5 separate regions of the Homo sapiens genome follow, and all the other regions are linked to region 1. The links are chromatin loops, found by intact Hi-C in ENCODE. Cell type or tissue: Calu3. All regions are shown on one strand. Each heading gives the region's core, and the rest is flanking DNA. Links, peaks and the distances in the headings are about the cores only.

Region 1 (6,401 bases), core at 441-5,440:
AAGCAGACACTTACCCTCCCCTTCCTGAGGATGCAAATACGGGCCCTTCTCTTACTCCTTACAAGGAACTAAAGGAACATTTGAAAGCCCTATGGAAATGTTTCTGGAAATGAAGAGGTAGGGCTCTTAATTTCCCATGCTTCTCTTTCCTGGTCAGTTTCTTGGAGTTTCAGGTTCACCTGCAGATTATGGACACTGAGGTAGCTCTTTTGTATTTTGGTAAATTCTTTACTGAGAAGACAAAGTATGTGCATCAGTAGATAGTCCCTGTTTGTATGCAAAAGCACAGCCTGTGTGACATGGATTGTAAGAAAGAAAGAGCACCGTGTGAGCTATAGGCAGAATTCATGCCACCGTGATCAATAGGGAGATTCTCCACCAAGAATCCCAGCAAGGAAAGCCTCACTGCCCAGCTTCTGGGAGTAGAGTTGGCAGATGGTCCCACTGTCATCTCCTCAGTGTCTTCTTCTTTGAGTCGACCCCTTCCTAGGACAACCCACACAGCCTGATGCTGAGTGAGGTGGGGGTGCAAAGGCCTGGTCTTGTTCGCCCACTGGGGCCCAGCTCTGGTGGACAGAACAGTATTCACTCCAGAGCTCCCTGCAGGGCAGGGGAGGCTTCTGTGGGCTGCCCTCACAGTTCAGCTTCCCCTGTGTCTTCCACAGGGCTTGATCCCTAATAAGTACCTTGAAACTCAGACTCTGTTTTGGCAGCTGATTCTGGAGAACCCCACCAGCAAAGGTTATTAACCTGAAGGAAAGGAAAGATAGAAAGAAAATGAAAGTTAATTCGAAGAAAAAGAATGTGCAGGATGTGGGGCAACATAAGTAAATATAGATTCATCAGTTTCTTAGAGAACATTTTTTATCCTTTGGAAGCTACTTTAAATTATTGTTGTACACAAAGTTGCAGAACAGGAAATAGAAATATCATTGGCCCACAGGCCCAATAACACAGATATGTACAAGTGAGTTTTCCCTAAGACCTGGGCATATCCCTACGTATGAGAGGTACTAGATTGCCATAGCATTTATACGACAGCATTAGAGGAAAAATAATCACTTTTGTCCCCCCCCCACAAAGTACACTCTGAGAGTAAAGTCAAATAAATATAATCTTGGTGAATATTAGAGGGGCACGAAGAAAACAAGCCGCCAAATGAAATTTTATAGGACAGGCATATTCTGAGTACTCAGAGAGAAAGAGAAATTCAAAGGGCTTTTTGAACAAGTGATTCCGGAGACAAATTTTGAAGGAGAAGTTTTGTGGCGATGACTTGGGAGTGGGAAATGATTCCATCACTCCTGTTTCCCAGCTGAGATAAGGGAATTCTGTTAGCTGCACACTGCACGGACAGAAACAGGGTTACCTGGAGAGCCCTGACAGCAATGTTTGTGGTGAAGATGTGGTTCTGGAAGTGAATTTCCATCCAGGCATTGTGCTGACTCTATCACTTAGCAGTTCTGTCATCAATATCTTTGGATTTCAATTTCCTCATCTATAAAACACGATTAATAATGGCTACCTCATAGGGTTATTGTGTGGCTTAAATACATGTGTTTGGGTAAAACACTCCAAATAGGTTGGTTAATGTTATATTCGGGGAAACCTCGATGGGTCAGCTGAGGCACGCCTTTTGGAGGAGGAGAATATTGGCGAACATGGTAAAACCCCGTCTCTACTAAAAAAATACAAAAAAATTAGCCAGGGGTGGTGGCGAGAGCCTGTAATCCCAGCTCCTTGGGAGGTTGAGGCAGGAGAATCGCTTGAACTGGGGAGGTGGAGGTTGCAGTGGGCCAAGATTGTGCCACGGCACTCTGGCCTGGGTGACAAGAGCAAGACTCCGTCTAAAGAAAAAACCACTGGGTAGGCTGGGCTCGGTTGCTCACGCCTGTAATCCCAGCACTTTAGGAGACCAAAGTGGGCAGATCTCCTGAGGTTAGGAGTTCGAGACCAGCCTGGCCAACGTGGTGAAACCCAGTCTTAACTAAAAATACAAAAGTTAGCCAGGCATGGTGGCTTGCGCCTGTAATCCCAGCTAGTCGGGAGGCTGAGGCAGGAGAATCACTTGAAACCGGGAGGCAGAGGTTGCAGTGAGCCGAGATCGCGTCATTGCACTCCAGCCTGGGCAACAAGAACAAAACTTCATCTCAAAAAACAAACAAACAAACAAACAAACAAACCCAAAACCATCAAGGAGCCCTGAACACTCAGAAAAGGTAATTCTAGAGGGAGACAATTAGATCCATGGAGTTGAGTCATCATTAGTTTCATCAAAGAGAAGAAACACGCTGAGTCCTCAGAGACAGCCACTTTCTGAGACCCAGTGTCTGTGCGTTATTCTTTGACAGAAGTTCTCCCTGACGGATGCAGCCGTTGGTCCCAGTCTCTACTTCGTCTTGACTGTGATGATTCTCTACGTATAAAACCCTCCACCAAATTATAAACTAGGGAGACTCAGCTAAATATAGGTGCTCAAAAACATACTGAATTTGAATGTTGGACGGTTTAGTGCCCAGCTTCCCCACACATATTCACAACACATCAAAACACAATAACGTTAGCCCATGTGTCTGTGCCAGTACTTCCCTTTTAAAAAATCAAAAATACAGCCAGCAGATGGCGAGAGTGGATCATATTTGAACTGTAGGTAAACTAGGTTTTCAGTAGTAGTTTTTGGAGACACTCCTCAGTTACTTTTTATTTGTTGTTTGTTTTGGTTTCCTTTTCCTTTGAATGGAATCAAGTTTGCACCTCAGGGCAGAATTAGAAGTAATCACGAAGGTAACTAAGAAAAAAAAAAACAAGGTGAACTAGGGCTTAAGAGCTCTAAATACATCATTTTATTAACTCTCAAACATTTTTTAGGAGGGTAAGTTTGGAAGGGGAGAGGAGTAAAAAGCCAAATAGTTTGGATAATCGCCCAAATGTAGGTAGGTTGATTAAAATAGTCATTCATTTCTGAAGTACTCAGCAATACTGCTTCCAAGATATGTCCCTTATATTTTACTCTCACATATAATTATTGGCCAAAAATTGTGGGCTCAACTCTAGAGGATAAATTTTACAGGTCATAAATGTTCTAAATGTTGTTCTTCTCTGGACTGCCCAAGGCAGCCTGAACAACAGGCTGAGATTTGCTTCAGGTTATCTCTCCACCATCTTCAACGCTCGCCCACAAATGAGATGCCAAGGGTCACTCTGTGTCAGGACTTGGTGAGAAAAGCCACTGGAATGTTTAATTTCTCTCTGGACAGAAAGCTTCTTTGTCCACACATGTATTGTAATGCTGGGACACACAGTTGTCCATGGGGGGAAAGAAAGGGCTACAAAGAATGCAGAAAAAATATATAAGTCAAGCACATAGTTACCTAGGAAGGTAAATGTGAGGATTGGGGAAGTTTACAGAAAATAAAAATTGTTCACAGGATCGCTAAATATTTCCTCACTCTTTAAGATGACATTAAGGTATGTTAATTTTTAAGCTATTTTAATGTTTGAGAATCATGACTCTATGAGAGAGAGAGAGAGAGAATGCCTGTATTTCCAAGTTTGCAAGTAAGTAAGGTCAAGTTAGAAAGTCAGAGACAGGAAGCGGAATGTGTGTGTGTGTGTGTGTGTGTGTGTGTGTGTGTGTGTGTGTGTGTGTGTAGAATATTCCTGTCTGCTTTGTGCCACAAATTCTTGGAAAGGCTGCTGTACGCCTAAGTTTAGCTCCACTATATAGCTTGTTGCAGTTTCTGTACCTAAAAGAAGGGTCCTTGTGTCCCCACAAAAAATCTTTTCAGTTATTGGGTGAGCTATGCCCATCCACTTAGCATAGGTATTTACAAACACAACAACATAGATGACACACATGATAACCATTTTATAAAGAAAGGTTTCAGAATTATTTTTAGCTTGTAATTTTATTCTGATTGATGTCTTCATTGAATATACTGGACAGACTTTTAAACAGTTAATAAAACAACACACCTCTAATATCTGTTTGTGAAAATGTAAACTAGATATGCTTACATAAGGAAAAAAACTAAAGCAAGGTAAAAACGTAGATATTTTCGAAGCAACTCATCTAAAACTAACTTCCAAACATACTTTAAAAGTTTGAATCTAACAATATTCTTCAGAACATTGGTTGACTAATTTAACTAGTTTTTTTTTAAAGCAAAAAAGGTAAAAAGATTTTGGACACAGTATTATATTAATGTGACACCAGAAAACATCTAAAGGTTAAAAATCCAGGAAACTGTCTAGCATACAAAGGCATGTTCATTCATGGAAATACTTTGTTGTGAAAACAAGTAATTGATGTGTTTATGTTCTTAACATTAAAAACATAAAGATACAAAATTGTGCAAATAGTATGAATGCAAAACACCACAAATTAAAACAAATTCATAGACAATATGACTGGGAGAAAATTCATCGATAACTCCATAGCAGAAATACCTGGGGGTGATGTTCTGGTTCATTTATTTCTGAATTTCTCTGTAATTTTCCCCTAGATTTTAATGGCTATTTATTTTCTATTAAAAAGACACGTATAAACATGTAAGTATTCATGTTTTAAGTCATCATTTTGCATAGTTCTGTTTCCAGCCTCAGTTTGTTCTTCTGCAAAATAAAGGCATTCTGGTATCCCACGTGTCTGTATCAAAACAACCCCTTGAGCATTAAAAAAATAAATAAATAAAATGACTAATAAGACATGTATAGACTTTAGAGGTGGCTTGCAATTACAATTTTATTATTAAAATAAGACTTATTAAAATAAGAGAGAAAACATGTATCTTTGGTAATGTGAAAAGAAGAAGAATTCGCAGCTTATTCTTCTCATATCATAAAGTTTTTTCCACCTACAAGATACCACAGTGTCTCACATGGAACCCTTACAGAGTTACTCCTTTTGGTTAAAACATTTGCCTTTATCCCAGCACTTTGGGAGGCCGAGGCAGGCGGATCACGAGGTCAGGAAATCAAGACCTTCCTGGCTAACAAGGTGAAACCTCGTCTCTACTAAAAATACAAAAGTTAGCCGGGCGTGGTGGCGGGCACCTGTAGTCCCAGCTATCCGGGAAGCTGAGGCAGCAGAATGGCGTGAACCCGGGAGGCGGAGCTTGCGGTGAGGCGGAGCTTGCAGGGAGGCGGAGCTTGCGGTGAGGCGGAGCTTGCGGTGAGGCGGAGCTTGCGGTGAGCCGAGATTGCGCCACTGCACTCCAGCCTGGGCGACAGAGTGAGACTCCATATCAACAAAACAAAACAAAACAAAATTTACCTTTGAATCCGTCTCAAAAGTGAAGGTCCAGCCTAGCAGAGTGCCAGACATCATGAGTCTTTAGAATTCTAAGGAGCAGCATGAGAATTCTCAGGCCAAAGGTAGGAGCAGGGAGGGAGCTACGGGACTTAAGGGGAGTTCCCGAAGGATGAAGCTGGAGGCTTCCCTCAGAACTCTAGCTGCTCTGCCCCAGGCGGTTTGCAGAGAGCATCATCTGATTACCACACGCTCAATCCTATTCTCAAACCAAAACACAAATAAGCCCAGTAATAAGCCCAGGTCCATACAGCCTGGGCCTCACAGGAAACAAGATGGCTGAATGAGACTCAGATACCAGGCCCCTGTGAAATGACAAGTATTTCTGCTTTGCAGGAAAACCAGCCTTAGCTTTTGCTCCTAGCAGCAGCTTGGCCTGCCATTGCTGATGGAGATGATGCAGTTAAAGCCATAACCAGTCGCTAAACCAGGAGGGAAATGGTTTTGATAAGGGCCTCCGGAGTTCTCTATGTTTCGGACTAAGGAAACCTTGTCTGTGCCTTGATAATCTGCTCACTGCATTGGTGCAAACAATCAAGAATTGCCTTTACTGCACCAGACGGAGATCCATTAATTTTTTAGTAAATTTCCCAGAGTCCTCCCTTCTCCCTCTAAACCGTTCTGTGTGTACTTTTCCTACTGCCTATATTAACAATCTATGAGAAGGTAAGGGGCAGGCCACAGCAAGCTCATTCAGAGGACTTTCTATGCAAACCCAAGAAAAAGAGACCTATTTGCAACTCTGTGGCAGGGGCTTCCCCCTTCCTGCCCCAAGCCTGTCACCCTTTGTCCAGTTTCCTGGGCTTTTGTGGGAGATCTAAATAACTATTTGTCTTTTTGCATAGTGGGGAAGGGGGCAAGAGGAGGAAAGGGATAAGACACAGGAGAGGAAAGGAAGGCTCTTGTGGCTTCTTGAGAACGTGTTTAGGATCAGTCATCTTGGTCATGGGTTTGTAGAGCAATTGTTCTACGTCCTACAAATTCCAGCCTGATTTCTCAACTCCAGCAAATGTGCATTTGGTGTTTCACGCTGAGTACTGTATGTGTATTCTGCATGTCCCTTCCAGCAAATACACATTTGGTGTTTCAT
Region 2 (6,401 bases), core at 873-5,872, 1.6 Mb after region 1:
GAGTTAGTTGAAGCTTCTACAGCTTGCTTGTATTTTCACCCTATTAATTTATTCAGATAGGAGCCTCCTTATGCCTAATATAATGTAATTCAGTAAGTCTGATCATTGTATTATCATTCCCAATATTAGGGGACTCTCCATCCTTATAAAGGATTAAACTTTCCTTCCCCATTGACATCAGGCTTGCTTTGGCCAATGAAATGTGGTCAGAAATGTCAGAAGCCAGTTCTGAGCAAAAGCTCTAAGAACCACTCTGTGGTTTCACATCATTTTCTTCTCACAGCCAGGGGCCTGGTAGGTCCCAGGTAGGGGCTGCTCATTCAGCCCGCATGGGCTTGAGATAAAGAGCCTAAGTCAATCTGTGATTGACATGTAAAATGAGAAAGAAAGAAAACTGTTTCTTGTTGTAAGCTACTAAGATTTGGAGGTAGGGGGTGTCTGGTTACTGTAGCATAACACAGCACAAGCTGACTGATACAATAAGCATCCTATATAGAAACTGTAAGAACTGCTTGAACAGGAGTAAACCAAGAAAGCTCAGCAAAGCTTTAGCTAAAGAGAGCAATATCTTATTTTCTTAAGATTTGAGACTTCTACACTTCTGTCCTATCATGCTTACGTATCCTTGGGAAAATATTGGAGACTGGGCAAGCTGCTTTCAGGAATGCTATATTGCCTATACTTGCAATCATCTAGTAATTTCCTTTTTCTTGCCAAAGTGAAGATAGGTCTGGAATCTTAAAGTCTGAAGACCACTCTCTTTCCCCTTCTTCCTTGAGGTCAGCATTAAACTGGCCACTATAGACTTCTCAGATGAGAACTTGTATCTGGGAAGAGTCTTGCAAGAGCAGGCTGACTCTATTCTGAAGCCTACAGAGATGGGTGGGCATGAAATTCCAGATAGCACTGTGGTCAAGTGCAGAGAAATATCTGTGGTATACCAGCCTACCACAGTCTCTGTGTAGACCAGTCTAGATGGCACTTATATTCAAGGGGAATGTAATTTTTGGCAAGTCAGGAATTATCCGAAGAAAAATGGAATGTAACTCAAGGAAGACCATCAGGCCACAAATCATTAATACCTTGGTTTTAAATTCAGTTGCATCTTTAATAGCTTGTTATATAAACTTTAATGTCTATTTTTACCTCTAAAAATGATGATGCAATGATTGTGTGAGTTTTTCAGACTATCTGAGTTTTAATTCCAGCTAGCTTACTTGTTGTATATCCTTGGGAAGCAACTTAACTTTTTTCTATTTCAGTCTCTTTTGCTGGAAAAGGGGGACAATAATAATACCTACCTCATATGGCCATTACAAGATTAAATAATTTAATAAGTATAAAGTGCTGGAAAAGTGCCTTGAATATTCAAACTTAAATTGGCAGTATTAATGATCTTGCCTATCTTAAAAAGTTGCTTAGACTATCAGGTGCATAGAAAGAACTTTACAAACTTTATGAAGCATTATTTTCATATATATATATATATATATATATATATATATATATATATATATATATATATATATATATTTAGAGACAGAGTCTCAGTATGCCACCCAGTCTGGAGTGCAGTGGTGCAGTCATAGCTCACTGCAGCCTCGAACTCTTGGGCTCAAGCAATCCTCTTGCCTTAGCCTGCCAAGTAGCTGGGACTACAGTTGCACACCACCATGCCCAGCTATGTATTTATTTAAAAAAAATTTTTTTAGAGGTGGAGTCTTGCCGTGTTACCCAGACTTGTCTCAGATTCTGACTTCAAGCAATCCTCTTGCCTCAGCCTCCAGAGTTGCTGGGATTAGAGGTGTGAGCCACCATGCCCAGCTGAGGCATCATTTTTGTTGCTCCTTATTTCTCACTATACTGTACAATGCAACTTATTTTTCTTTGTTTGCAACTCTTCAAGGGGTAGCAATAATTGAAGATACTCAATTAATTAGTTTGAAGAGGCCAGTATCTTCTTGTGTGACCACTGGAATCAGAAACAATTTATCTCCACAAATCTGTCTGAAAATGCATGTCCAATATGGTAAAATATTCTCCATTTTGTTGATCATTTGTGTCAAATTTTAATCCCAAGGTGACTTCCTTTTCACAGCTGGACATCTTTCTAAACCATGAAGACTGATTTGACTAAACTAACACTAGGATGATAAATCCCATCACAGATAAAAAAGAAAAAAATCCATTCTGCATGCCTAAAGCAATACTTTAAAGAGACTTTGCTATTTATTAACTGTTCATATTGCTGCTTTTTTGTTTAGCATAGCTAATGCTCCTTTTGAAAACTATTTTGAATTTTATGGAAGTTTATTGCAAATTATCTTTTTATTTTATAAACTGTATTGGTCCGTTCTCATGCTGCTATGAAGACATACCTGAGACTGGGTAATTCATAAAGAAAAGAGGTTTAATTGACTCACAGTTCCACATGGATAGGGAGGCCTCAGGAAACTTACAATCATGGCGGAAGGGGAAGCAAACATGTTCTCCCTCACATGGTGGCAGGAGAGAGAAATGTAGAGTGAAAGGGGAAAATGCCTCTTATAAAACCACCAGATCTTGTGAGAACTCACTCACTATCACCAGAACAGCATGAGGGTATTGCCCCCATGATCTAATCACTTCCCATGTGGTCTCTCCCCCAACATGTGGGGATTACAACTAGGATTACAGTTCAAAATGAGATTTGATGGGGACACAGAGCCAGATCATATAACAAACTTCAAGAACTATTCCCAAATATTTCTCATTTCTTTTCCAAAAGATAACTGTGGAATAATTCTACCAAATGTTACAGAAATCAATGTATTCTGAGGAGTTTCTGGACATCCTCTATTTTTAAAGACCCCTGTTCCAGTGGGTATCTGTATCTCCTCTGCATTTGGATGTCTTTTCGGATCAGCTGAGCAATATCAGAGATCTATTGAATCCTTTCAACCTTCATATAAAAATGGCACGTTGGCCATAGCTTTGGCCTAGAACACAAAAATTGAGCACTTCAGTTCAACAAGACAATGATAAGTGGTGGAGCTCAGACAAGAGAGACAAAGAAATGACACTGCCATCTTTTGGAGAATTCAGAAGTTAGGGGTATGTTTTTGTCTTGTGCTCTTTCTGGCAAATATTTTCCCCTTATGCGTCATCTTGTCTTTTGCTAGGCATTACACATAGCAACAGCACCACCTATTGCCTATTCTGTTGGTTTGCTGTCACGAGGATTTTCCTAACGACTCATATACAGATACAGAGGATGCAGCTCACAGTTTCACTTTAATCGCCCTACCTTTGTTATCTTAATGAGCATCTTTATTGTACAGCAGTTTTATGGTTAGCTCAAAAGCTCACCACTATTAAAAAGATATTTTAAAATAAACCATTTCTTAGCTCCTAAACTCTCTCTTCTTCAAAATAACAAATTGTGTCAGTAGAGGGTGAATAAGTGATTCATCTTAGGAGGGATCTAAAGTTAACTTTAATAACACAAGCTAACTAACTAACCTAATTCTGTTTTATTTCCTTAGCCTCAAGTATTGTTTCTGCTTTCAGGAATAGACATGCTAGAGTTATGAGTTGATGTCAACTTCTTTTTTTAAACGCAACTACTCTTTTTTAAGTACAACTACAAGTTGTACTTGGTATTTGTGTACAATAGAATCTTGGGAGAACTTTATGAATATGTTATTTATTTAAAGATCCTTATTGGAGAAAGCATGGAAATTCTATTTTATTCCTACTTTTGCAGAATTGTGAAATAGACTGGATGAAATATGAGTCAAGATTGCTTTGAAGTTGGGTGTAATGATCTTCAGACCCAGAATGACTTCTAAAGAAATAATTAAAGTGAGCACTAATAGTCTTACCTACAGCTTCCTGATGTTGGGCCACATAAAAGCAATGACTCACACACAATAAGGGATGTGAAATGTTTGAAAAACAAGGGAAGGGAAGATGGAATTAGTACAGAGACTATCAAATCACAGCACAGGAAGTGCAGGCTCAAAGCAGAGCCTAGGACAGGGATCCCTCTGTGTGTGTGATGTACCGAGAAAGCACTCTTCAGGGTAAACCCTCAAGGGGATTAAAAGGGATGAGAAAGGATTGCAAGGATGTGGTCTTAGGTAAGGTCTAGCCTCAGGCAGATCCCATAGGGAGAGCTCTAAAACATAAGCCGTATCACAGATTTATGTCCCTATATCACTCAGTCACTGGCTGTTTGTCCATGGTTACACAGAGGGAAGACAAAACTTTCCTGGCAAGACACCCCTTCTGCACTGAAAGTAGTCCTCTGGGGAAAGAGTGGCTGGAAGCCATTTGGCATCTAACCTTCACAGCAACTGGGTGATGGGCATATGGAATGCCTAGGAACTGAAGGTAGACTTCAGACAAGAGTGCGAGTGGAAAGAACCCAGGCTGTTGCTGATGAGCTACACGAAGGCATTAAAAGCAAAAGACAAGGAAAGGACTGATGGGAGACACAACTGCTTTTTATTCTTAGCTAACACGTGGACAAAGCAGGGGTTAGGGGGACTGACCCCCTGTACAGTCTAAAATCTGTGTATAACTTTAGACTCCCTCAAAACTTAACTAGTAATAGCCTACTGTTGATTAGAAGCCTTACTAATAACATAAACTGTTGATTAACACATATTTTGTATGTTATGTGTATTATCTACTGTAGCCTTATAATAAAGTAAGCTAGAGAAAGGAAAATGTTATTAAGAAAATCCTACAGAAGATAAAATATATTTACTTTCCATCAGGTGGTACTGGGTCATTATAAAGGTCTTCAGTCTCATCATCTTCACATTGAATAGGCTGAAGAGGAGGAGGAAGATGAGAAATAGGTCTTGCTCTCTCAGGGGTGGCAGAGGAGGAAGAGATGAAGGAGATGAAAGGGGAAACAGGAGAGGCAGGCACACTCAGTGTAACTTTCATTGAAAACTTGTATATAAGTGGGCCTGCACAGTTCAAATCCATGCTGTTCAAGAGTCAGCTGTGTATTATCAGTCAATTACGTTTAAAATAAAACTTTGAAGCTAGACATATAATTCATTGCAAGCTTATTTCTAATTTAACCAGACTAGTTAGAGTTATAACCCCTCACCCCAGAGATTAATTAGAATTTTTTCCTGCCAGAGGATCATGAGCAGGTGCCTCAACCATTTATTTTGTAGATAGCTCTGAACCAAATTTAATCCTAGGCTAGGAAGAAAGACAACATAGAAGAATGACCCTTGTGTCTAGAATCACATAACTTACTTCAGCCTTGGCTAGCTCAATTTAAAATGGATGTAAGAAACTGTATTAATCAGTGTCCCAACATAAACCAAAGGGAATTCTCACAATAGGATAATTCCAAGAAGTTTAACAAAGGGGCTGTTTACAAAAGTTTGGGTATAGGGGAACCACAATAGAGGGTAAAGTTGGTTGCAGCCACAATGATGAAGGAAACGAGTGGTTCCCAGAACACAGAAGGAGAGACTCCTGTAGAGTTTGCTGCCTTGCAAGGAATGGTGACTTTTAGCAGAGGGACAGAGCTAGCCCAGGATAATCTGTATCTTCCCTCCCTCCAATTTTTTGGGGCTCCCTATTGGCCCAGAGCAAACAAACAAAGTCAGAGGACACAGCAGTTCCACAAATGTAGCCAGCATAGGTCTGACTTCCGGGGAGGAGAGCAGGATGAGAAAGGAAGAGAGAGGATCTTTATCTTAAGGGGCAAATGGAAGATGTCAGGCACAATTACTGAGGTGTCACAAGGTCCAAACTTCAATCATGGGCATCAAAGCATTTTGTAATCCACAGATGGCTATTGATACATGGGATAGTGGTTACTTGGTTGTTGTTTATTTGTATTCTTGCCAAGCCCCTTCTGACTTAGGAAGCAGTTTTTTAATAGATAGGAGATTCTGTGGAATTAAAAAGAATAAGAATTTGTCATCAACACTTGAGAGAGTTGGCTTGGACATCTTTAGAACTTTCCTCAATAATGAGCCATGTTTTTCCAACTTTTTCAGTATCTATTGATTCTTTGTTTTCAAAACTGAGCAAATTAGTGTAGAAAACAGGCCTTTATCTCCAGAGTTTAGGAGATTACATTTTTAAATTTTATATTTATAATCTATTTGCAATCATAATGTCCATAGAGATTTCATCTTAGTTTCATGTTTAAATGCATTTGAGATTTACTCTCATTTTATTCAACATTTCTTTTCCTGAGTTCTTCATTTTTTTTCAACTCCAAATTGACTGGACTTGATCCTCAGGAATTTCTTTTTTTCCAAAATGAATTCTTAGGCATGACAGGTTGTATACTTGAAAGGTTTGTTTTATTTTTACGTTTGAAGGGAAATTTAGGGGGTATAAAATTCTTGGGTCACAGTTTTTTCTTCTCAGTAGTT
Region 3 (6,401 bases), core at 633-5,632, 340 kb after region 1:
GAAATGCCCTGTCCCAGTGGCTCCCAAAATTTGTCTGTACTTTAAAATCACCTGGGAAACGTCAAAAAATATGATGTCTCTGTCCTGCCCCTGGAGATTGTGATTTATTGGTCTGGGTGTGGCTTGGAGTTGGAATTTTTAAAAGATCTGTAGGTACTTCTAATATACAGGCAAGGTCAGGAGCCAACAACCTAGTCTCTTTGGATCTCATTTTCCAGACTTGAAAACAGCATGTGTGGGTGGAGTTGAAAGGGCTTGAAGGTGTCGGGTAGTCATTAAAGAGTTTCCTGAAGTAGGTTCTGGAGAACTCTGGTCTTCTCTGAACCATGTGAGGAAACAAAAGGGGTTCTCTGATGAAATCACTTTGGAAAACAATGTGCAAACTACATTGGTTGAATACATAACAATTGTCTTAATAAAAGAATCAAACTATCAACCCAGAATCAAGAGTGCTGGCTCAATTTCTACCTCACCACCGACTAATTATGAATCACTGGATGTCATTTACCTCACCAGAGCTCAGTTTACGCATCTGTAAAGAAATGGGTTGACCAGATCTCCAGTGAGATGCCTCATACTTCTAACATTCCACAAGCCCTGAACCAGAAATCTCTGAGATCCCATTTATTTTAGGATCCCAGGAGTCAAAGGGAACCAATGATCTTATCTAAGCCACTCAAGACTACAATATGGGGGGTATTCTTAATTGGTCTAATTTGCAATGAATCATCATTAAGCCTCTAGGCAATGTAGCTGCAGACTGTGATTCTTCCTCTAGTGGTTAAGACTCATTTTATTCCTGAAAGCTTTTTAAAATATTATCTTCCTTACTGCTGCAAATAATGACAGCAGAGTCTCAGACAGGCTGATTCATAGCTACTGTTTCTCAGCCTCGTAAGTACAGACGACAATCGACACAGGCCTTCTTGCCTTTAGCTTTCTTGCTGCCAGCAGACTGTCTGGACTTTGCCCGGGCCGACATTGGGCATTAATGAATGCCGCATTCACTCCACTGGATATCCGAAGTGACTAATGCATGGAATATTTGGGCTGCCTTCAGTACATTCAATGTCCTCTTATGCCATCTACCCATTTTCCTCGTATTAGGCTGGAAACAAGAATAACTCATAAAATACAGCAAGGCCAAAAGGAATTTAGTGGCAGGGAGGAGAGAAAGTCTAAAGGCCTGCTTGGTCCTGTACACCATCTATATACTGATGACTTGTCAGTAGAAAGTTTGGGTGAATTGTGTTTCCTCTGAGCCGATCCTTTCATGAAGTCTTGCAAATTATTAAAATACCTATAAGCTAATTATTTATTTTGAGAATAAAGGGCTGCCCTTGATGCCTTAAATCAGCTCTTGACAAAGCATGACCCATGGGATAAATTCAGCCTGTAGACTATTTTAGTAAACAATATTTTATTGGAATACAGCCACACTCACTTGTTTATACTTTATCCATACCTGTTTTTGCTCTAAAATGGTAGAGTTGACTAGTTGCAACAGAGACTGTATGAACTGCAGAAGCTAAAATATTTATGATCTAACTGATCATTGTTTTATACTTTATATATGTCATTTGGTATAGACATATTTTTTATTCACTTATTTCTTGCTTTCTTCATGCAATCAATTAATTATAGGTATTTAATAATGAAAGCAATTAAGTAAATATTAAAGAAACAATACAATAAGAAACAACAAATTAAGTTTCTGTCCTTTTAAAACATACCTAAATATCGATAGTCATCTTATTGCAATCATTTATCTACAAAATCTTTTAGAACTTCACTCTTATGTTCTTATATGCTTGGCCTTCAGGGAAAAAAAAGAGAATTATGTACATGACCTGCTCATGTGCTCCACTATATTATGCCAATCAAATAAAATATACATAAATGGTAAAAATCACCCAATCTAAAGCTAAAGAGAACCATTATTTCTGGTCCTTCCTTTCTAGTCAATGTCATAAAACTAGAGTTGGTGATAAATCTAAGTTTTATAATATGCAGGAATCTTTCCTATTAAGCTATCATAATAATATATGCATATATATGTAAATGCACATATAAACAACCCATAAACATGAATATTTGTGGTATATTTCTAAATGTTTCAACATGTTAGGTATTTTGCAATTTTTCTCTCTTAGGATAACTGTTGCCAGAATATGTTTTCTCTTTTTGTAGTCTTAGCATGGACAAAACAAGTAAATACATGAGAGGTTTGGTCTGGGATTTACTCACTTAAGGGGGAAGAAAAGATTCTAGTTGTAATTAAGTTTTAAGGCAGGTGGAAAATATACCCTTGTTCAACCATCTCAATCCTGGGCACTTCTACCCTGAAGCTGTGATGTACATTGAAATCAAAATATGGTTGATTTTGAAGTAAACATTTTTTTTCCTAGCACACAACAGCAAATCTGACACTTAAATATGTGAAAAACAGAAGCCAGAACAAATTCAAAATAAATATGAGTTACTAACAGTTATAGATTAGGGAGTTCTGTTTCCACAAATCCTTAGCAAGGAGTATGCTCACAAAGCATGTAATTACACTAACAACTAACATGATAGATTTCTTAGACTCAAGATCACACAACAAAGTAATAATAATAACAATACTTATATCTCTGGGGCACTGCTTTTCTACTGTTGGGATCTAAAATTCCTAAGTCAATATCTTATTTATTTGCTGAGAACCAACCCTTTCACTTTTCTAAATTATTCCATATTAGGATTTCATGAACTAGTAGATCAGGTTACTACTCCTTATAGAAAGCTGCTGGAAAGTGCTAACTAAAGTGCTGGAATTTTAATGCCATATTTTAGTGGAGTAAGTGCATGGTAGAGGAAGATTAATTAGGTTTAAGACAGAAGGAGAGTCCAATTTAATTTTGCCCCATTACTCAACTTGCCTGGAAATTATACTTAGTGTGTGGGATTCTTCCCCCGAGGGGAATAGCGCAGAGCCTCCTTCCTACCCTGTCAAGCACAGGAAGCTGTGTAGTCTTTCTGTGCTCATTCTGTTCTATGCCCGCAGAGGTCTGTTTGTGCCAGGACAGCTTTGCAAGGCAGTGGAAATCCTTTTCTGGCACAAGATTTGCAAGATGTGGAATGGGCCTGTATGGTTAAGATACGTTAGCATGAAAATCCAGCTTTGACTGAAAAGTCTCAAAGAGGCTTAGGCTCCAATTCTGTGTCAGGAGGGAGAAGCAGAGAGAAATATATTGTCACATTCCAGTTATTTCCAAGTAGATTCTTGCCTTTGCAATTCCAGTTTAGCCAAAGAACTTCCAGAGCTGAATAAGGAAATGCTCCAGAAGAAACACTATGCCAAAAATGCACCTTCCTTCTTCCCCTCTCAAGTTCCATGTTTATTAGCCCTGGAAAAGCCCTCTTTTTACCTATTGAAATTCTTTAAGCCCCAACTCTAACTCATTAATCCTTCCTTAGTCCTTTTCAATATCTCGCCTTTAAATTCTTAGAGTATACAGCCTGTGCCACAGAACTTGGCAGTGAAACTCCACAGCTTTACACCTTCCAACCTGCAGACTTTGAAAGACAGAAGCAAAACTCTGTGTGAGGTCAGACTCATCAACTGTGCCTACCAACAGAGGGCGTAGCAGTTGGGAAAGTGATCTTACGAACCAACTTCCTAGTATTTGCTGGAGGATATTCTAGGGTTTGTCACTGTTCTTAGCCTGTCTCTCATAGTAGAGCACAAGCTTTTGAGACCTGGAAGTAATCTTTGTTAATAACTCGATTGTGTTATGATCTACAGTTTCACTTCTGGTCTCCTTTCCCTTCCAATGCTTTTAAGTCCTCTGTGCTAACTCTAATGCCAGGTGTCACCCATAGGCACAGTTCCTGAGCTAGTCTGAAGAACCCTGGAAACACTATGGTTCCTTGACAATAAGATGCCTTAAACTTTAAGATAAACTATCAACCTAGTAATAATGAAAAATAGCATTGCATTAAGTGTGCTTATTGATTATAAAATGAACTTCAATTTTTAAAATATTCTGTTGTGTGTGTGAGAGTTTTTTTTTTTTTAATGGTCACCATAGAACTGATAAATAAGGCCTATCAGGAACATCACCACCAAATCCAGTGAAACTTGGAACTGAGTTGCTTTGATCACAGATGGACTTGTGGTCGTGAGTCCCCAGGGTGGTAATAATTCTACCTGCTGAAATGTGAGGCCTTGTCTCAAGCATTACAATGGACTATTGGGGTTTTACTATTATTAATACTGCTTCCCTATAAAGCTAGATTTTCTCTTTGAATCCTGACTTGATTTAGTGAAGTTTTGTGCCTTTTCAGCTTGCCATGATCTTGTTCTTTTTTCCCTACTGGTTCTGTATTTTCCTCTTATAGGATTAAGATAATTTATGCAAATGGGCTAGAGTCCCCAAAATATAAAAAGACTTTTACACAATCATCTCTAAAGATTTCATTGTATTTCATAGTATATTTCTATCACTTATTTAATTAATGTCTTTGTTGCTGGACATTTATAGTATATGCCCAAATATAAACAAAATGAAATAAAAATAGATTTCTCATTTTTCAAAAAAGTGGATTAAAAAAAAACGATGTTTTGGCCCACTTGTCTCCATTTTTTTAGCTGTTCATCAATAGTTTCACACTTGATTTGGCCCAGTTTTCTTTTTTGAGTAAGTAACTATGTGGAATGTGTTTGTATGTCAAGGTCGCTGTTGTTATTGTTTGCATTTAGGCATAATTCCTTTGCAAACTTACCGAGAATTGAGACTACGAAGTAAAAGTATATGAATATATTTAAGGCCTTTTACAATTGTTTCTAAAATTTAAACCACTGTAGGTTCCCATTAAGTGTATATAAAAGTAGTAAGATGAGTCACGTTATATTTTTCTAAGATTGTTTTCAAGTTTTTTCTGAAATTTCCATTTTATTTGCAAGAGTGTTCGTAATATCTTAACAATGTCTGCATTATGTGTGTGATGGCCTCCTTGTCTTCCTGATTTTGATTATTTGGGCTTTCTTTTTTTTCCTTTTCTTAAAATTAATTTTCTAGATGTTTTAAAATTTTGTGTTTTCAATGAACCAAATTTTGGCAATGTTTATCTTCTCTGCCCTATTTTTATCATTTGAACTACTTTATTCTACTTTGTGAAAGTTTAGTAACTCCTTGTAATGAATGCAGATATCATTTGAATATTTGTCCTCCCCCACATTTCATGTTGAATTGTAATCCCCAATGTTGGAGGAGGGGCCTGGTGGGAGGTGACTGGATCATGGGAGTGGGACCCACATGACTTGGTGCTGTCCTCGTGATAATGAGATCTCCTGAGATCTGGTCATTTAAGTGTGTGGTGGCTCCGACTTCTCTTGCTCCTCCTCCTATCATGTAAGACACCTGCTCCCCCACCGCCTTCCACCATGATTGTAAGCTTCCTAAGGCCTCCCCAAAAGCAGATGCTGTGCTATGCTTCCTGTACAACCTGTAGAACTGTGAGCCAATTAAACCTCTTTGCTTATAAATTACCCAGTTCCTGGTATTTCTTTATAGCAGTGCAAGAACAGACTAATACAAATACCTAGTTTGTGCATTTCAGCCTCTTTTTTACTGTATTGATTTTTCCTTGCAATTCTATTAACTACTGAGCAAGATAATATGCTAAAATTCTGAGTGGTTATTTTTGATTCATTTGTTCTTTCAATTCCTGAAACAGATGTGTTAAAAGTTTCTTATATGAGTGTAGTTTTGCCTATATATTCTTTTGATTCTCTTATTGTCCACGTCTTCTTGTGGTTCCATCAATTTTTGATTTATATGCTGTGAATCTCTATCATTAGGTGCATGGATATGTAAAATCATTACATCTTCTTGTGAGTTGAAGTTGTTATCATTATAAAGTGACTATACCTTTTGCCTTAAATCTATTATGTTTAGTATTACTATTGCAACACTACCTTTCCTTTGTTTTACACTCAAATAATACATATTTGTCCAAGCTTCTACTTCTGTTTTATTTTTATTGTTAGCTCCAGGGACACATAGGATGTATACTACACAACTTCAGGGAACACCACCCTCATAAACTAGAACATGAATTCCCCACTTCCAGTGATTATGGATGTACCGGATTTCACAGGAATTTTCCTTAATCCAAGCTAATATTCTTTACTTTTAATTATTCAGTCTATTTGCATTTAAATCAGTCTATTTGCATTTCAATGATTACTAACACGTTTGTGTTTAAAATATACCCTCTTGATTTTTATTTTTCTCTAACTATTCTATTGTATTTCCTTTCCCTCTTGTAATATTTCAGTTTGAATGTTTTTATTCTAATTTTTAAATATTAATTTGAAAATCATACAAGTTAAAACATTAGTATACATCAAAGTAGAA
Region 4 (6,401 bases), core at 988-5,987, 1.9 Mb after region 1:
AGAGCTGGGAAATCCATGGTGCCATAGTTCACGGTCTTGGGTCCCCATATCACTGTGAGCCATGTTCTTCCCAGGACCTGAGCCTGCTGTCCACCCATGAGCAGCTAGAGCGCAACCTCTTCCCCATCCAGGTGGAAGCAAGCCCACAAGCTCTCTCTGTTGAGATGTCCTCAGCACCCAAGCCTTGCTGGTCCAACTGCCCATCAGCCCCAGACGCCATGTGGTCAAAAGAAGTGGACACCCTGGAGTTGAACATGGAGGAGAGGGAGAATTGTTTAGGTCATGATGGTCCCAGAATCCTCCTCCTGCTTTCCGCAATCCTTCTGAAGAGACCTGAATTCAAATTTTCATTGTTCCCTTTTAGGATCTTTGTTTCAACAAATGCCAGCCAAATACCAAGCCCAGTGCTGAGGACACAACATTGAATAAATCAGGGATGAGTCCTTCCTTCTAGGAATGTTTACTCCAAAGGGGAAATAATTGTCCATGTGATCTAGCTCTAATTACAGAGTGTTGTGAATGGGCAAATAAAGGCTGTGGTGGAGGGCAGTGTTGCTGATTCATATTTCTGCCCTCACTTTCTGTACCCACCTTGTTACAACAGAACTTCCGTCCATGTTATCTGTACACTAAAGGTGTCCATTTCATTCCATCTCATCCTTGGACAACGTTTAACAAGTTGCATGTGAAAAAAGGTGGCTGAGATGATGGAAAATCTAGAATTCAGGTGATCTGATGATTGGCTGAGAGTACTGATGATTGGCTGAGAGCACTAATGATTGGCTGAGAGCACTGATGATTGTCTGAGAGCACTGATGATTGGTTGAGAGCACTGATGATTGGTTGAGAGCCCTGGTGATCTTCTGTCAAAGAATCAAGGGAGGGAAGTAAACAATTACTTTCTTCAAACATTGAATGACTGTCCCACAGCAGGGGAATTAATAACCTCTAGGAATCCCCTGGAAGGAAAAATAGGAAGAGGTAAGTGAAGGCAGCACGGAGAGACTCCAGTACTTTACCTCAATAGGGCAAGACTTGGAAATGTGTTATCCAGCAATGCAAGGGGCTGCCTTGGAAAGGCGAGCTCCTCATCTTTAGGAATGTTCAAATATTTATCCAACGGCACCCTTAAAAGGGACCTGAACACAGCAGACAGGGCAGGAGAAAAAGCCAGGAAGAACTGGGAGTTGAGAAGTTTGTTAGGGATTTGGTGTCTGAGAAATGAGAGTATTGGGCAGTGAAAAGGGGTAAGAGAAGTGTGGCCAGGGTTGCCAAGTGTGTCTCCTTCAAAGAGAAGCGTGGAAGGAATAGAATTGTTTTTCAGTTTTATCTTGCCATGTCCTAGATAATAGCTAAGTTTCCTGAGATCAAAAGCAGTCATGGCTTTTTTCTTCCAAACTTTCTTTGTTTCTATTTTCTCTGGTCTACCTAAAGTAAAACAACAGTAAACAATAGGATCTGGCCAGGCACAGTGGCTCACACTTGTAATCCCAGCACTTTGGGAGGCTGAGGCAGGCAGATCATTTGAACCCAGGAGTTCCAGACCAGGCTGGGCAACAAGGCGAAACCCTGTTTCTACTAAAAATACAAAAATTATCTAGTTGTGGTGGTACACACCTGTAGTCCCAGCTACTCAGGAGGCTGAGGTGGGAAGATCACTTGAGCCAAAGAGGTCAAGGCTTCCGTGAGCCATGATCCCATCACTGCACTCCAGCCTGGGCAACAGTGAGATTAAAAAAAAAAAAAAAAAAAAAAAAAAAAAAAAAACGAAAGAAAGAGAGAGAAAAGAATCTGAGAGAAGCCACTTTCTACCTTCCTTTCTTCCTCTTAAAACCTCCAGTCCTGAAACATATGATATGTTATGAAAATATCGATTCATCTCAGCTTTTCCTTAAGTTGCTTGTACTTATAGAACTGTACCTGTCACCCTGCTCAATAAAGATTTGATGATTGAATTAAAAATAAGTTCCAGCCGGGCGCAGTGGCTCACGCCTGTAATCCCAGCACTTTGGGAGGCCAAGGTGGGTGGATCACGAGGTCAGGAGTTCAAGACCAGCCTGGACAACATGGTGAAACCCCATCTCTACTAAAAATACAAAAAAAAAAAAATTAGCTGGGCCTGGTGGCACATGCCTGCAATCTCAGCTACTCGGGAGGCTGTGGCAGGAAAATTACTTGAACTCGGGAAGCAGAGGTTGCAGTGAGCCAAGATTGTGCCATTACACTCCAGCCTGGGTGACAGAGCGAGACTCTGTCTCAAAAAAAAAAAAAAAAAAAAAGTTCCAGGCCGTAATAGTCTGTCCTGTGTATCAACATATGTCTCAGCAATAACACTGGGCAGGGGATCTTAACAGAAAACTCTGTAGCCACATGGAGTGGAGCTATGTTTTATCAATTTGATTATAATTTAGAGGGGTTAAAACTTGGGGGGGTACCTGACTCTTTGGAGTTATGTAGTATTTACTGTATGTTCTGGCACTTCCTAGAGCTGTTCCTTCTCCCTTGATAGTGTCGCCCAGCGCTGTATGTTCCTTGGAGTATGCTGTCATCTAGTTGTGTGAGAGCCACATTACAAGCCTATTTGTCACATGCTTACATAATGTTTATTTTTCCTTATACTAATATTACCTCCACTGAATGTTAATTCGTTGTAGCGTTTCTTTTGATAGGTTCGACCTTTTCTTCTGAGATGTATCTTCAATTTCAGGACACAATTTAGAGGCTTAAAGGTATCTTTGATGCTTTGACAACAAACCTCATGTAAACTTCCACTTTTTTTATTTTTCGTGCTTTGGTAGAAGAGCTGTTCAGATAAGAATTGGGATTCTTGCCGGGCGTCGTGGCTCACGCCTGTAATCCTAGCACTTTGGGAGGCCGAGGCGGGTGGATCACGAGGTCAGGAGATCGAGACCATCCTGGCTAACACGGTGAAACCCCGTCTCTACTAAAAATACAAAAAATCAGCCGGCCGTGGTGGTGGGCGCCTGTAGTCCCAGCTACTCGGGAGGCTGAGGCGGAAGAATGGCGCGAACCTAAGAGGTGGAGCTTGCAGTGAGCCGAGATCGCACCACTGCACTCCAGCCTGGGTGACAGAGCGAGACTCCATTTCAAAAAAAAAAAAAAAAAAAAAAAAGGATTGGGATTCTTGGGTCTCATCCCTGCAAATTGAGTAAGTCTCTCAGCCTCAGTTTTATCATATTACAATTAAGCAATTAAGCGCTTAACTGTGCTAGCTGTTTCCAATGTCATTACATTAACCAACTGGTATAAAAATAAAATCGTCTGGGAAGAATTACTTACCGTACAGATCTGGGGCCCAATCCCCAGAGTTTTGACTCAATGTCTTTGAGAACCACTGGGCTAACTCGTTTCTTTCCACTGATTGAAATTTTAAATGGTTAAAGCAGCCTGGCTTTCTCAAGAAAAGTACACGGGCGCCACCTAGTGTCCCTGAAAAGTTCGTACAGCTCACACATCAGATGTATTGAAGCTTTAACTTGGCAGGGTTACCAGTTATAAATGCAATCGAATTTGCATTTTAATTAGTGAAGCCGATTATGTATTGAGATAAACAAGTGTTGTGCCATCGACTCACTTGGAATAATTAGTTTGATCTCACTTTTGATTTATGACTTGGCATTTTTCTGGACTCAGTTATGCCTCTCAGGCTTATTCTGTCTGAATCACACACAATTGCAATAGTCCAGCTTTTTGCAATTATCCGTATTTTTGTACAACTCCAGAAAAACCAAAGTGAAAGAATAAACAAAAAGATTTTCCCAGAAGAAAATGGCAATTTCTAACTTCTTCCTATGCCTACTGGCATTGTGGGACAGACTGCCAAGGAATTCAACCACATTCCACCCACTACCCACCCCTGGACTTCTATCCTTAGACTCTCACTGCCCCCAGAATAGGGAAGGTTATCAGGCCCCTAAGGAAGGACGCATGCTTTGCTTGGCTCTCTGGGCCTTGTCTGGGCACTGCACCCCAGTGTATTATCACCCTGCTGTGCCATAGAGCCCCACATCCCACAGTGCAAGCCACAGGCTAGCAGCAGCAGCATCCCCTGGGAGCTTGTTAGATGTGGAATCTCAGTCCCCAGCCCAGCCCTGAAGGATGAGAATCTATTTTCGCAAGATGCCCGGGGGATGTATATATGTGTTAAAGTTTGAGAAACCCTACCATAGAGAACACAAAGGCTTTAGCCGAAGAGAACGCTGATTCCCTTCCCAACATGCTACTTGTCTTTGCCGTGTTTCCAGCAGCATAAAATAGTCTGGAAGGATGAACATTGGGCACATCTGGCGTTGACATTAGAATCTGCTACTCGCTACTGGCGTAATTTGAGGAGCACCTGAAACTCTCTGTGCTTTCAGTTCCTCATCTGTAATATAGGAACTGCCCTTTTTAATTCAGGAAGTTGTTGTGGGCTAACATGTGTACTGTATTTGACATCATGCATGGTTCATAGTGATAAATATTAATTTCATTTCTACCCATCCCCTGCTTCCAGGTAGAAGTACAATGGAGTGTAGTTTCAACATTGCTTTATTTTAAAAATTAGCCACAGTGTCTTTGACATGCTTCCCATCAGAGGTGGTGTCTACCTTCCCTCCCCTTGACGTGGGACTGGCTCCTGATTCTCTTGTAACCAGAAGAATGGGGAAGAAGTTACTCTGAGGCTTCTCAGCACTAGAAAAGGAAAGGCCATGTAGCTTTCACCGGTTTTCTTGGGTTGCTTGCTGTGGGGGCAGCATGCAGCATTGAGAAAACTCCATGCTGGAGAGGCCTCATGTGGTGCTCCAGCAGACTGCCTAGCTGTGCCCCCAGACAAGAGTCACCATCCGCTGCCAGGCCACGGGAGTGAGCATCATGGATGTCTGGCCCTTGTGCCCTCAGGTGGCTGCAGCCCCAGCCAATATCTGACTACAGTGATCGACAACTGCCCAGCAGATGCCCTTCCAAAATTCCTGACCCACACGATTATGCAAAATCAAAGAGTTGTTTGGGGGTGATTTATTATGCAGCAGCAGTAACTGGAACACACTTTGGTTGGTGGTTTTTGTTATAGTTTTTACTTCTTCAACGAAGGACTTATTCTAAGTCAAGATTCGACAAACTGTAGCCCTCTGGCCAAATCTAGCCTACATCTGTTTTAGGTTATTGTGAATTTTCTTTAATAGACTTTGCTTTTTAGAGCAGTTTTAGGTTCACTGCAAAATTAAGTGGAAAGTACAGAGATTTCCATATGCCCCCTGCCCCTACACATGCACAGCCTCCCCCTTGATCGACATTCTCTACCAAAGTGGCATGTTTGTTGCAGTCAAAGAACCTCCATGGACACGTCATTATCACTCAAAGTCCATAGTTCACATCAGGGTTCACTTTTCATTTGCACATTCTATGGGTTTTGACAAGTGTCTGAGCTGTATCTACCATTGTCATATCATAAAGAATCGCTGCCCTAAAAAATCCTCTGTGCTCTACCTGTTCATCCCTCCCACACCCTAACCCCGGACAACCACTAATCCTTTTATTGCCACCTTAGTTTTACCTGTTCCAGTGAGTCCTGTGGTTGGAATTATATATTACATAGCTTTTCTCAGATTGGCTTCTTTTACTTAGTAATATGCATTTGTTTCCTTCATATCTTTTCATGGCTCGGTAGCACATTTGTATATATGTTAATACATTGTGGCTACAATAATTTTGAACAAATTGATCTGTTAGATTAAGAGTAACAAGTTAAAAATTTCATTTTACCTTCACTTATTTCTTCTCTGATGTTCTTTCTTTTGTTATGTAGATATGACCTTCTGACCTATAACAATTTTTATTGCCTTGAATAACTTCTTTGAACATTTAACAAGGCAGATCTGCTAGCATCAAATTCCCTGAATTTTTGTTTGTCTGAGAAAGCCTTTAAGTCTCCTTTACTTTTGGAGGATAATGTCACAGAGTATAGAATGCTAGACTGGTGGAGTTTTTTTCTCAACACATTCAATATTTCACTCCACTGTCTTCTTGCTTGCATGGTTTCCATGAAGTCAGATGAAATTCTTACCTTTGTTCCTCTAAGGAAGTAAGGTGTTTTTCACCTTTGGCATCTTTTGGGATTTTTTTCCTTATCTGATTTTTCTGTAGTTTGAAAACAATGTGGCTAGGCTTAATTTTGACATTCATCGTGGTTGGTGTTCTCTGAGCTTCCTGGATCTGTGGTTTGGTGTCTGATTTTCAGTCATTATTGTTTCCAACTTTCCATCTGTTCCTTTCTCTCTGTCTTCTCCTTTTGGTATTCCTATTAAACATATACCTTTTCTAATTATCCCACAGTCCTTGGATATTCTATGCCTTTTTCATTCAGCATTTTTTCCCTTTGCTTTTCAGTTCTGGATGTT
Region 5 (6,401 bases), core at 931-5,930, 170 kb after region 1:
GTGAAAGTTAACTATAGTTAAATAATTTGACATTTATTCTCATTGGTTCCCACCTTTCTTGTAACTGTATAATAAGCAGGGATTGCAGTAGGGACTTGAAAAGAAAAGCGCTCCTAATACCCAAAGATAAAGATTCAATGTAAACCTGAGGCCAAACCTCTGGGTTTCTTTCTAAATTATCCTGACTGGTGTGCTTTCTTTGGAAGGTGGAATGCCCACCTTCCCTGCTAAAGACCTCTCTTGACTGCCAAAAGTTGCGAGAAACCTATGGTTAAGAAACTTAGAATCTGTGCTCCTGGAGGAAATAGTTTCTGGGACACATGAGAGCAAACCACATGAGTTCAAAGGTTCTTCCTTATACAGTAATAAACATTTGATCGACTGGTTTTACAAGACAGATCCCACTCTGCCCTTGGGGTTTCTCATTACTAGGCTTTTTGGCTTCAAGATCCCAAGCCTTTTCTAAATTTAAAGTGCTTGTCTTTATTACTTGTATTTCAACCTGTTTTAAAATTGTCTATTAAAGATGTCATTTATTTTTTAAAAAATCCTCCCTCTGCCCACTCCCCATCTCCCATGATCTACACTCACAACACACACACAGGCAGGCATAAAACTAAGGGCAACTTCTAAGAGGCAGAGAGAGGAGTTTACCTGGGGGTGAGAGTTTTCTCCTCATGAAGGGGCCTGAGATACCAGCTGGAGCTGACCAAAATCCCTCTTTCAAGGAAGCCCGTTTGTTCCTTTCCAAAGATATTGTTTATGTAACTCTTTAATTACAGCATAATCAAATCACAAGTATTTTGCCATGGGAAAATGTAAAGTCATTAAGCAACCTAAATACCACCCCGCCCTTTTCAGGCAGACAACACATCCATTAAGCGATTAATGCATGTTAAGACATTTTCAATTTTTTTGGCACTAATGCCAGTTCAATCATTTGGGACTGGGGATCATAGGTGAAACCTACTCATTACACTTCTTGATGGGAAGCAGAGTGCCTTACACGTTTCTTTTTAAAATAGAATTCCAATCTCCGGCCCCCACAAGGCCCAGAGCTTTAATCTGATTGCAAAATAAGCTTGGATATTGTTTGACAGCCCAGAATTTCCAGTAGGTGGATGAGTCAGATTTGAACTTTAATTTCTGTTAATTGGGTGTCTTCCTGAGCTTGTAGATTTTAGGCCTTCTAAATCCTTACATTCTGCTGCTATATTGGGCTGTGGTTTGTTGTGGGTCCTACAGAATGGACAACTTAATCAACTTCTGTTTGTAAAACAAAATAGTGACCTGCTATATGTACTTGTGAAGATGTGGCCAGAGTTGATAACAGCAAGATACACTCTCTTAGTGTTAGCAGTAAAATTATGGACACATAAAGACAAAGAGTAATCAGGGATTGTTGTATAATTCTTTCATTGAAAATGCCACTAAAAATCTTATACTGTTACTATCCTCATTTGCTCAAAAATAGTCATGGACTGGGGGTACTTATTTTTTTCAGATAAAATGATGTTGTATCCATGAGAAGCAAGAATGAACCATTGGTTGAAGAAATTGTAACTGAAATTACCATGTGCCAGGCACTGGTCATTCTGGGGATACATCAATGAATGAGAAGCATGAAGTCCCTAGCACATTCTTTTGGAGAAGGACAGATGACAAAGAAGTGAACACATAAATAAACAGACACTATAATATAGCAAAAATATTCAGAAAAGCTAAAATCCAGTAATGTGATAGATCTTAGTAGGCTATTATAAACTGGCTCATCAGGGAAGGCTTCAATGAAGAACTGACATTTAACTGAGACCCAGATACTTCATGCAGCCATCTAAGTGTAGAGTCCTTTAGGCAGAAAAAGCATCTAATGGAAAGGTGAAGCTTAATGGTTTGTCACTAAATTAAGTTAATAATAGAGAATATATATATGCCTATATTATATATATAAGCCTGTATTATATATATACATAAAGTGTATATAATAGCCTACTAAGATTTATCACATTACTGCATTTTTGTTTTCCTAAATGTTTGTGCTATATTATATCTTGTTTATGTGTTCACTTCTTTGTAGTCTGTCCTTCTCCACAAGAATGTGCTTTAGGGGAGATTAGGGACTTCATGCTTCTCATTCATTGTCATACCTCTGGCATGACCAGTGCCTGGCACATGGTAATTTTTTATTACAATTTCTTCAACCATTGGTTTTATTCTTGCTTAATTTTTTATATACGTATATATTTTTTTCTTTACCTTCAAATGCTGTCAGTATATATTTATATGTGGGCCCTTACAGATTTATTATTTCTGTTTGAAAACCAAGTTGTTCATTTTATGTTTGTTTTCTTAGTGTTTGGTGAAAGTGTCATAGAATCATCATAAAGTTTTTCTTTCTTTGCATTGTTCTCTCTGTTTTCAGATTGAGGTTTATGGACAAGACTGAGATATTCTGGCTTTGAATAAAGAAAGGAAAAAAGGAAATCCTACCACAAAATTAGTTGGCTTAATTCCTAATGACAGGTGAATCAGTTAGCTTTTACTGTACAACAAACCACTCTCGAATGTGGTGGGTTAAAACATCAAACATGTATATAGTCCATGCATCGGCAGGTTGACAATTTGTGCTGTGCTCAGCTGGGCCCTTCTTTTGGTCTTGATCAGGCTCATTCATGCACCTGTGGTCAGTTGCAGTTTAGAAGGCAATTCTGCTTTGGAAGACTGTCTGACTGTTGGCTAAGGCAATGGGGCAACCTGGGCTGTGTGTCTCCCATCATCCAGAAAGCTAGCCTAAGCTTATTCATAGAGTCAGGATGCTAACAGAGCAAGTGAAAGTCTGAAAAGCCTCTTGAAGTCTCAGCTCAGGGTGGATACAGTGTCACTTTCTTGGCATTCTAGGTCAAAATAACTCTCAGGCCAACACAGATGCAATGGCTGGTGAAACTGGCTCCGTGCCCAGGTGAGGGGAGTTGCAGTCACATTGAAAATGAGACAGATATAGGGAGGAGTGAAGAACTGGAGACATTTTTCAAATTGATTGACCACAGCAGGCAAATGCTAACAAGACAGCATGAAAATGCCTATATTACAGGGATTGGCAACTATTTTCTTTTTTTTTTTTGTAACTGACCAGATAGACAACATTTTTGGCTTTGCAGGCCTGTCAGTCAGGCTCTTTCACAACTATTCAACTCTGTCGCTGTAGTGCAAAAGCAGCCATTGACAATAAGTAAATGAATGGGCATGGCTATGTTCCAGTGAAACTTGATTTACAAAACAGTAAGTGGGCTGCATTTGGCCCACAGAACCATAGTTTACTGACCACTTGTCTATTTTCCTAGAGTGAGATAATTTTGCTACGCAAGTCTTTGCATTTCAAACAGGCTGGAATAGAACATAGCCTCTAGTGGCATCTATCAGACACCAACAAAGTCTCGGAGGAAGAAAGTTGAATCACTCATCAGACCACAGGCCGACACATGGATGATGTTTTGTTCTAGCAGTAGAGGGAGGGCATTCTTTCAGCTTTTAACACAGCATTTGTTTACTGAGCTACTTGCATAAACCAAGATCTCTATCATTGGTAGTGCTTGTTTGCTGCCTGGGTGTAATAATCATTTATTTCCCTTTGTTTGTTGTGGTTAGTTCACTTTCAAGCAAGAAAGACAAAAATTTCTAAGTAGAACAAATGATGAGAGGCAGGGGAGGAGAAAGAGTAAAACAATTAGAGAGCTCCTCGAGGGCAGGCACAGAGCCTAGTCCAGGAAGTCAAATTCTCCAGCTGGAATTGATCCTGGACTTCTGTACACTTGTTCTCAGCCTTAAGTGCACATTAGATTCACCTGGGGAATTTTGAAAATCCGATGCACAGGACACACCCCAGGGCAACTAAATCAGACACACAAGAGTTGGGACCCAGGCATCAGTATTTTTTAAACCTCTCCATGCGAGTCCAAAATGCAGTCAAGTTTGTAAACCAGGGCTTTACAGTGTTGGCAGCTCTTAGTGACTCCATCTGTTGTCTGGACCATTCCACAAATGCATGTCTCCCACTCACCTAGACTGTAACCTCCCAAGAATCCATCAGCCCCAGGTCTGTCAATCCTAGACACTCAATAAAAATGTAATTACTTGTTAATCTCTCTGAATTCTGAAATGGCCCTGGGCCCTGAAGTTCACCAATGTTTGTCAACTTGAAAATTATCCCCTTTTTACAAAATCTCATTTTTCTTTTCAGCACTCAGCTACATGTTTATGATCTATATCCAGACTACTCTATTTTTGAAAATCAAGACCATTTTCAACCTCAGAGTACATTCTGTTCAGGACAAAAAAATGAATAGTCAGAATTATCTTCAAGCAGACTTCAAAAATATCCATATTCACTTTTCTAATAAAGAAAATAGTCTTATATTAAGTGTCCTCTGGACATGCCACCTAAGTTAATATTTTATTAGTTATCCTTTAAACTGCTCACAGTGGCATGGCAAACAGCTTTAGCAACTCTAATGAATTAGTCATGTTCCCCTATTACATCGCTTAGGTGATGGGGTCAGGACAATTTAAGCTAAAAAATAGTTTGGAGGTCTATTTTTCTACTAGAAAAAGTACATTTTCCCACATGACCCCAATATGTTACTCAAAAAAACCTAATAATCCTTTAATAACATCTTACACACCCCAGTCCACTATCAAATTTCCCCGCTTGTTCTCAAATATTTTTAACACTGATATTTTCAAATCCAGATTCAATCAAGGAGCACATTTTGGATTGTGATGTTATGAACGGACAAGTACTCCCTCCTTTGTTGAACTGTGAGGGGTAGAGACTGTGGGGTCCCACATCAGTCAAGGAAGACTCTAGATTTGGGGGAGAAATAAAGGACAGGTGTTTTTCAGGTAAGGTAGAAGGCACAGACAACTAGGAAGAGATTTCCAAGTAGATATAGCAGGAATGACAATACATGGCCTGGGAGGAGCCAGTGGATCCGTCTAGAAATATTGATATAAATTATTTTCACATGTATCCTGCAGAAAGCAAGTGGTCAGAAAGTCAAGCCCTGGATATCTCATAGTTTGAGAGGAAAAGGACACAAAGAGGAAAGAGATGACTTTGGAAATGAGACTGAGGAATTAGAATAGTGTGGTATTTCTAGAAAGCCAAGAGAGGGCAGAGTCCCAGGGTGTCTTGAAGCTGAAAGCTGCAGAGAAAGGAAGCCTGAAAGTGCTGCATGGATCTGCTCAGAGTGCACCGGATCAGCATAGCTCATCAGAAATGCAGGTTTTTGGGGTCCCACCTTAGACCTACTCATTTAAAATCTCCCAAGGTGAAGGCCTGGGTATCTGCGTTCACATGTTCTCCCAGAGATTCTTATGCTTGTTCAAATGTGAGAAGCTCTGCTGTCCAATACATCTTGTCAAGGTTTTGTCTCATAGCATATCCTCCTTCACCATCAGCACCTTTGATGCTTCCTCTTGCTTTCTGTCCATAGCACAGATTTTTTTCTCTTCTTAAAAACAAGAGAAAGCAAGAAGGCAAGGAAAAAAGACAAACAAAAATCAAACCATAATAATAATAATGTTAAAACTTCCTGTCTTCTACCTTTAACACTTTATTATTTTAAATGTTTCAAATTGTATATAACCTACCATCATGCCATTCATAGTCTCACAAAATACCCTGTATAGGACCTGAAATCCACCTTCTACAGAACCCCTCATCCACCACCTCAAGCAAGAGCATACGCTAAAATCATCAAATGGCCCGATAAGCAGGAATTCTCCATCCTTTTTCTTCTTGCCCATTAGCAATATTCTTGAAACTTGACTCTCTGGGATTCTTATATGATACCACTTAATTTCTCAAATCCTGTTTCTCAGACCCTCCTAGTCCACCTTTTCACTAAACAAGGGCATTTCCCCAAATTCAATCCTTGGTGTGTTCTCTCTACTTCTCTATTCTCCCTCCTCCAGAGGTAACATCTGATGTTTCAATTTTGGCAGTTACCTGAGCAAGTGATCCTGATATGTAGGTGCTGTTGGCCTCCAGTCTCACACATCAACTCACCAATCATGGAGAAGAAGTTAGATGACTTCCTGTCACCTGTCATTTGTGCATTTTCTCCAAATCCTCAATCCCTTCCAGTAAGTTCCTTTCTAACTTCCTTTATCTATGAATGCTCTTTCAAAACTCCAGCTTAAACCCCATGCCATCTTAGCATACCACCGCTCTACTGTATTCATGATTTACATTACATATGCATATATTTTTTCTTAGTTTTGCTTCCTTACACCTATCAAAATATTAAGTATATAGTCATAGTACTACTTTTTTAAATGGACTCCAGTAAAATACCTAAGAAAAAGTCGCTGGTTAGGATGTGGAGACTTGAGTTTGAATT

What was found. Peaks named below come from ENCODE experiments on the same cell type or tissue, not always from the same donor. Only the 100,000 strongest peaks of a DNase experiment are listed, where the experiment ranks them.
Region 2: a loop joins it to region 1, with 6 times the contacts of the local background. A loop is called at or near these places in 61 of 110 quality-filtered maps.
Region 3: it touches region 1 in a loop (10-fold over the local background); 13 of 110 quality-filtered maps call a loop at or near these places.
Region 4: a loop joins it to region 1, with 15 times the contacts of the local background. A loop is called at or near these places in 47 of 110 quality-filtered maps.
Region 5: it touches region 1 in a loop (2.5-fold over the local background); 3 of 110 quality-filtered maps call a loop at or near these places.

Annotation. Positions count from the first base shown.
Region 1 is chr20:11,540,462-11,546,862 of GRCh38, reverse strand. No RefSeq gene overlaps it. Among named protein-coding and RNA genes, the nearest start is that of LINC00687, 330 kb to the left of the region's middle. In Calu3, for the core only: no CTCF peak of the experiment used is centred there; DNase peaks (open chromatin) are centred at 2,622 and 3,182.
Region 2 is chr20:9,975,352-9,981,752 of GRCh38, reverse strand. No RefSeq gene overlaps it. Among named protein-coding and RNA genes, the nearest start is that of PARAL1, 7.8 kb to the left of the region's middle. RefSeq lists an enhancer at 3,133-4,332. In Calu3, for the core only: a CTCF peak has its summit at 3,177; a DNase peak (open chromatin) is centred at 3,182.
Region 3 is chr20:11,202,558-11,208,958 of GRCh38, reverse strand. No RefSeq gene overlaps it. Among named protein-coding and RNA genes, the nearest start is that of LINC02871, 180 kb to the right of the region's middle. In Calu3, for the core only: a CTCF peak has its summit at 3,620 (motif pointing right); DNase peaks (open chromatin) are centred at 958 and 3,628.
Region 4 is chr20:9,614,282-9,620,682 of GRCh38, reverse strand. All of the region lies in intron 3 of PAK5 (p21 (RAC1) activated kinase 5), which reads left to right. It overlaps LOC101929348 (a long non-coding RNA gene), which reads right to left and starts at 676. Exons shown (of 3, transcript XR_244242.4): 1 at 592-676. RefSeq lists an enhancer at 4,062-4,251. In Calu3, for the core only: CTCF peaks have their summits at 2,543 and 3,436 (motif pointing left); DNase peaks (open chromatin) are centred at 2,522 and 3,422.
Region 5 is chr20:11,370,116-11,376,516 of GRCh38, reverse strand. All of the region lies in intron 1 of LOC105372529 (a long non-coding RNA gene), which reads left to right. Among named protein-coding and RNA genes, the nearest start is that of LINC02871, 350 kb to the right of the region's middle. In Calu3, for the core only: no CTCF peak of the experiment used is centred there; a DNase peak (open chromatin) is centred at 2,946.